Linked DNA regions of Homo sapiens: region 1 is linked to region 2. Evidence: chromatin contacts called from ENCODE Hi-C data. All regions are on one chromosome and are shown on one strand. Each heading gives the region's core, a stretch centred on a gene start or an enhancer-like site at or near the end of the contact. The rest is flanking DNA. Distances are from core to core; before and after follow the strand shown. Region 1 holds the start of M6PR (mannose-6-phosphate receptor, cation dependent). Region 2 holds the start of MAGOHB (mago homolog B, exon junction complex subunit).

Region 1 (3,352 bases), core at 151-2,650, 1.7 Mb after region 2:
TTTTTTTTTTATTGGGGCAACATCCAACCCAGATATGATTACTACCTAGCCTGAACTGAATGTATTACTAATAAACAAAGAAATGCAGAATGGCATACAGTCGGTAAAGCGTAGTGCTTGAGAGCATGGATTATGGAGACTATTTAAATACTGGCTCCATAACTTAATAGCTTGGGACCCACGGTGTTACTTAGCTTCTATCTGCTTTAATTTACTCATCTGTAAACTTGGGATAAGATACTTCCTCATAAGGTTGGTGTGAAGACCAAGTGAATTAACTATCGTTTAAAGCACTTACAAAAGTGCCGGGCACCACCGAGATATGCATCCGTTAGCTTTTATTATTATTAGACTCAAAACACTGTAGTAGTTCTAATGAGAGGGGTAAGAATCAAAAATCCAGGCACCTGCATAGAGCCAGAGAGGCACACATAGAAGCAACGTAAGAGTGGAAGCGGAATGAAAACATGCTAAAGCCAGGTACAAGCCACAAGCGAGGGTCCACAGGAAGAAATTGTTAATTCTGAAGAGAGTGAATGCACGAAGTTACAGGAAAAATAACATCTGAACAGAGTTTAAGAATGAGCAGGACTTCAACAAGTGGCTAGTAAGACATAAGGAACCTACAAAAGATCTTAGCAAAGGCGCAAAGATTACCATCGTATTGCTCGTTTCTTCCTACTTTGCAGAAGTAACCTCTGGCGAACAGAGGTGGTTGCAGAGCATGCTTATCAAGCAAAATACCACGAAGCAGTAAGGAACGACAGAGATAACAGTAACAATAATAATTCACCCCAAGGTACTCAACTGGAAAAAGGAAATACAGAGGAGAGGTGTCGTTAAGAAAGCCAGGACGCACATCACGGCCCCGTCGCTGCACTACTCTCGTCTAGGGGTCAACAGTGGAGTCGAGACTCGAAGCTTCCACGCGGCGGAACAGCGTCCCTCTCAGGCGGCGAACGGGCTAGGGAAGCGCCCGGAGGAGACCTAGCGTGAGAACTACAACTCCCGCGGAGCCCGAGGGCGAGCTGCCTGCGTAACTTCCGCTTCCGCCACCTGCCCCTCTCACCCTCTTCACTCGAACCCTACCCGGGAGCGGTCAGGCGCGTGACCCCGCGTGACCGGGGTGCGCGAGCCGAGAGGCCCTGGAAGCGGGACTCTGGGACCCCATTGAAAGAAAGGCAACCAGAAAAGGCGAAACGACAACCTCGATAGTGATTGGAGCTGATGGAACGAGGGCGGAGCTAAAGTCCCAGAATACTGGCCAATCAGAGTTTAAGATTATCAGGGAGCCCGGGAAGGGGAAAGGGGCGAAATGGTTCTATGGTCACATGCCGCGGGGTCTGGTGGGAGGAGCGGTTGCCCAGCGGCCTCTTGGCGCTTCCTGTTTCCGGTTCCCAGAGTGGGGCACAGCGAGGCGCTAGGGGGAACGCTGGCCTCTGAAACTAGCTCTGGGACCGGGGTCTGCGGCCGGCCCCTAGCTGGCCCCGTCTCCCATCCCCAGAAGGGTATTCACTGGGGATTCTGAGCTTTGGCTACTCCAGTTTCCCACGACACGTGAGTGTGAGGGGCGTGGAGGAGGAGGCGGGCTGGGTTGCGCTCACACTTAAGCGTCTGTGACAGGAGCCGGAATCGCATTCTCCCTTGACCATGGTTCTAGCCAAAGATCTGGCTGAGGAGCCCTAAGGGTAGAATGGAGGCGGAGGCATGAGAGCGGAGAGTCACGGAGTTCCGAAAGGTGTGAGGGAGAAAGGACTTCCAAGACCAGAGAGGGGATTTACGATATTTAGAAAGCAGGGAAAGGAAAATACCCCAAGTATGGAGTCCGTTGGAGGTGTTGGTGGATTTATTTGTAGGAGGAATTTTGGCCTGCATCACGGTGGGAGGTCAAGTGGCATCATTTGGAGAGGGTATGGCTACAAGCGCTTGGAAAGTCGGGACACTAGACAGAGCGAGAATTTCTGGCACCCTGGGAGAGCTTTGAGGGGGATGCGACTGTGGTGTGGATAAGAATGGCTGATGGACGGATTATCTTGTGTTCCTCGTTGTGGGGAGCTTCCGCTCTTGGGACATAGCCGCTACTTGTCTGAGGCTCCTTCTCTCTTGAGTTCTTTCAGCATTAGGCCTTTTAGCCAATTGAGGCTGCTTTTCTAAACATGTAGGCTGCTGGAGAAAAAGGGATAAGGACTGCTACATCAGAAAGGAGCCAGCGGGAAGACAGTAGAAATTCCACTGGTAAATGGCCATGGCTGTCTTAACAGATGGGGAAGTGAGTGCTACAGAGGCCCAGTGGTGTAAGCTGCTTCCCAGTTGCTGGCTTAGTCATTGGCCACCCTAATAAAGGATAATTTTTAGCATTGCCAAATAAAATAGATCTGTCGTTAGAGAATAAGAAAACTGAAAGATTTTTCAAGATCATAAAATCCTGCTCCTTATTTCCAAAGTATATAGACAAACTCTTGTACCTTGAGAATCTAATTGTAGCATATTAAAAGGGGGCTACTGGGCCCTTCCATTTCATTCTCTTCCTGATTGTTGCACCCCTATGTTTATAAGTTTTCCAGCAGTTATCTTTATGCCACGAATCGTCTAAATTGCCCCAGTAACTTCACACACATTTAATATCTGTGTAATGTACAGCAAGTAATTTAACAAGTAATTCTGTAAAGCATCAGTTTTCTCATCTGTGAAGTATGAAAAATTATACCTATTTTCTGGGTTGTGAAGATGAATGAACATAATCTAGGGAAAACATTTAGCGCATATGCCACTGAATTAAAGAGAAGCAGCTTAAATTTAAAGACAAGCCTTAAGCAGGAAAGAAGAATACAGTATAAATTTATTATCCTAACTTTTTGAATAATAAGCAAATGAAAGATAGTTCAACTCAGCTAATGGCTGAGGTGTTTAACCTTTCATCCCTTCCTAATTTTGTGAGATTCCTTGTTCTAATTTAGGAAAAGAAATCAACTGTCAGTTTTTAATTAGGTCCTGAGAGACTGGAAAGGAAAATGGCAGGCTAAGTCAGTCTAGAAGAAGGAGTCTCCTATTTCTTTTTAGTGAGTCAGCTGGTCAAGTTGTGTGTTGAGCAGTGGGTTAACTTAGGGAAGGTGGGAGTTGGAGGTCTGAGTTCTTTATTTCACCTCCTATTCAGTCAACTGTGTGAGGAATCACTTCCCCTTCACTTCTTAGTAGAAAAAAAAAAAAACCCACAGTTTTGGCTGTCTACTCTCATCTCCAAAAAATTGTTATGCACATAGTGGAAATATACATGTAGTTGTTCAACACAGACCATGAGCTCTGGAGCTAGACTCTCTGGCTCACTCCACTAGCTGTGTCTCAGTTTTCTTAC
Region 2 (3,195 bases), core at 483-2,982:
CTCTTGCTTCCTCTGCTGTACTACCGGCATGTTTTACACACTTTTTTTTTTTTAGACGAAGTTTCGCTCTTGTCACCCAGGCTGGAGTGCAACTGCGCGATCTCCGCCTCTCGGGTTCAAGCGATTCTCCTGCCTCAGCCTCCTGAGTAGCTAGGATTACAGGCACGTGCCACCAAACCTGGCTAATTTTTGTATTTTTAGTAAAGACAAGGTTTTGCCATGTTGGCCAGGCTGGTCTTGAACTCCTGACCTCGGGTGATTTGCCCCCTTTGGCCTCCCAAAGTGCTGGGATTACAGGCATGAGCCACTGCGCCCGGCCACATATAGGCTTTCTTTTCTTTTTCTTTTTTTTTTTTTTTTTTTTTTGAGACAGAGTTTCGCTCTTGTTGCCCAGGCTGGAATGCAGTGGCACGATCTCAGCTCACTGAAACCTCTGCCTCCAGGGTTCAAGCAATTCTCCTGCCTCAGCCTCCCGCGTATCTGGTATTACAGGCACGCGCCACCACGCCCAGCTAATTTTTTTGTATTTTTAATAGAGACGGGGTTTCACCATGCTGGCCAGGATGGCACATATATTCTTAATTATAGCAATTGCTCCCTTGTGCTGGTATTCGCCTTACGTGTTTGCTTTCTTTTCTAGACTACCAGATCAAATGGCTTATTTCTAGTTTCAAACTGTCACATAGGAAATGTTTGTTAAAACTAATGTTTTATAAAATTTAAAGCTTATTTTACATATTATCTCATTAGATCTCTCAAGAATTCTGTGAGCTTGGCAATGTAGATTGCTGTATATGCATTAGGCTGATGAACAAACAGGCTTAGAGATAGTCACTTGCCCGAGGTTAGTTAGCTGTTAAGTGTTGGGATTGAATCCCAGGTCTTCTCTCCACCACTTTCTACTAAAAATCACTGAAGGTTGTCAACCGACAGATAGGATTACTCTGTGTGTTGATAACAAAAGGGTGATCAATAATATCTGAAAAGGAAACTTTGTGTAAAAGTCTTTCCCTTACCTTAAAAACTACGCCACACTGGAGCATTCTTTCATTCCCCCAATTTAATTCTATCTGGCGAGAAACAATAATGGGCTAAACCATTATTGTATCGTAAGTCAAATTGCCAAAACTTCACAGGCTACTAAAAGTTAACCCTTATTGAATGAATTAAGAACCTTAGAAGTTCTGCTGTTAAAAAAAGCACGGTGACTGTCAGGGTTTTTCAGGTGTGGGGGGTGTGAGGGTTTTAAGAGTTGGATTCCTTTGACTTTGTCTCTATTATTATAGGCTTAGAGGTCCCGGGTAACTACCAATCGCTATCCAAAGGGAAAGCACCCTGTTAGAAATTAAGTAAGAAAAATAGTTTATATTCCCGGTCTGCCATTTCGATTCTAAGCTTTATCTTTATTTAGCTCACAGTTAAAGGGGGCATAGAGCCACACCCACCTCACAAACGCCGCAAGGATTGGGAGACCAGAAAAGTAAAAGTGACTTGCAAACCTTTAGCTCTAAGTCCATAAAAAAGACTATCATATGCTCACATTTCTAATCTTTGCTAGTATAATGTAATCTTTATTTTGAAAACAATGTGCCTCCATTCCTAGTAAAGCGAAAGTCACGGCGCTGCGACCCTCCCTTCAGCGCCTCCGGACTCTCACGCGATACTCGGCTTTCACGCTTTAGTCTAGGGCTGCACTGCAGGAGGAAGAGAAGCGCCTGTGGTGACGCACTTATTCCGCGCGATGACGTCACTGCAAGGCGCCGGGGGACACGTTGGCTGCGTTTTCGGCGGGCTTCCCGGGTACAAAAATGGCTGTGGCTAGCGATTTCTACCTGCGCTACTACGTAGGGCACAAGGGCAAGTTTGGGCACGAGTTTCTGGAGTTCGAATTTCGGCCGGACGGTGAGAAGAGGCCCACGGCACGCGGTGCTGGGAAAGGGGAGCGAGACCGAGAGGCCGGGTGGTGTGGAGGGTACAGGCGGCGGAGGCCACTGCTTCCCTCGAAGGAAATAGGAGCTTAAGAATAGAGGAGGCATAAGTTGGTTTTATAAATGAAAGAGAATTAATTGCAATAAATTAAAGCTAATCCTGTCACAAACTGAAAAGTTGAACCTACAGTAATCAGAATTCTGTAACAGTGCACCAGAAGGGACTCTAGATCGTCGCCCTGATTGAAAATGCTAGCACTTTTTTGAAAACACCCCCACCAGCGGGTGGTCCAGTGGATGAATAAAATCTTGTGGTGACCAGTACCTTTTTTTCATTTAGGCTGTGTGTTTTCTTTGAAGGGGAGGAGCCCAACGTGTTAACAAATGAGAATAATAATATGTTTTAGGTGTTTACGTGTAATTGTTCACCATAGGACGCATGAAGAGTACCAAGCAAGAGGGGAGAGGTAAAGTTCCACAGGAGGGAGTCAGGAAGATCTTCTTAGAGGACGGCACTCTTGAGATGAGTCTCGAAATGAGAGACTTGGCCTTTGAGAGAAAAAAACAGACTTCCAGAGCAGTATGAGCAGAGGATGAGGTGAAACTGCTACCCAAGTAGTGTGCAACAGTGTGTTTTCTGACAGCGCTATCCTTAGAGAATGTTACATTGATCTTGCCTACCTGCAACAAGAAAGTTCATTTGGATATATATTTTTTGGGTTTTTTTGAATGCACGTTTTGTGCTGGACAACAAGCAAATACAAAATTTTAAGGTACAGTAATGAGTAAGACAAATTTAACTAAAGCAGATTTGTCTTGGTGGGAGGCACAGACATTTAACTATAAAGCAGTATGCATATTAAGTCCTATAAGCAGGCTTTGGACAATGTTCTGTGAGAGCAAGAATAAAAAATTAGAGAAGGAACGTATATTAGGAAAGGAGAAGAGTATCAAGCATTTCAGGCAGAACTCACGTTAACTACAGTCCTGCAATTATTATTATTATTATTATTTTGAAACAAGGTCTCACTCTGTCACCCAGATCTGAGTGCAGTGGCACGATCTCAGCTCACTGCAACCTCCCCCTCCCTAGTGCAAGTGATCCCTCACCTCAGCCTGCCGAGGTGCTGGGAATACAGGCCCACGCCACCTCACCCAGCTAATTATGTTATGTTATGTTATGTTATGTTATGTTATGTTATGTTATGTTATGTTATGTTATTTTTTGTAGAGATGGGTTTCCCCATGTTGCCCAGGCTGGCTTCAA

What was found. A loop is a pair of places that touch in the nucleus more often than their neighbours do. Pooled maps may share reads with other maps.
Region 1: a pooled map shows a loop between it and region 2 (9-fold over the local background). The contact joins the promoter of M6PR here to the promoter of MAGOHB in region 2. A Hi-C loop is called at or near these places in 12 of 50 pooled maps.

The regions. Positions count from the first base shown.
Region 1 is chr12:8,947,693-8,951,044 of GRCh38, reverse strand. It overlaps M6PR (mannose-6-phosphate receptor, cation dependent), which reads left to right and starts at 1,400. Exons shown (of 7, transcript NM_002355.4): 1 at 1,400-1,557. It also overlaps a transcript of KLRG1 not described here. RefSeq lists enhancers at 698-827, 326-1,230, 1,231-2,136 and a silencer at 806-1,020.
Region 2 is chr12:10,612,146-10,615,340 of GRCh38, reverse strand. It overlaps MAGOHB (mago homolog B, exon junction complex subunit), which reads left to right and starts at 1,732. Exons shown (of 5, transcript NM_018048.5): 1 at 1,732-1,902. The coding sequence starts at 1,809. RefSeq lists enhancers at 918-1,795, 1,612-2,011, 1,796-2,675.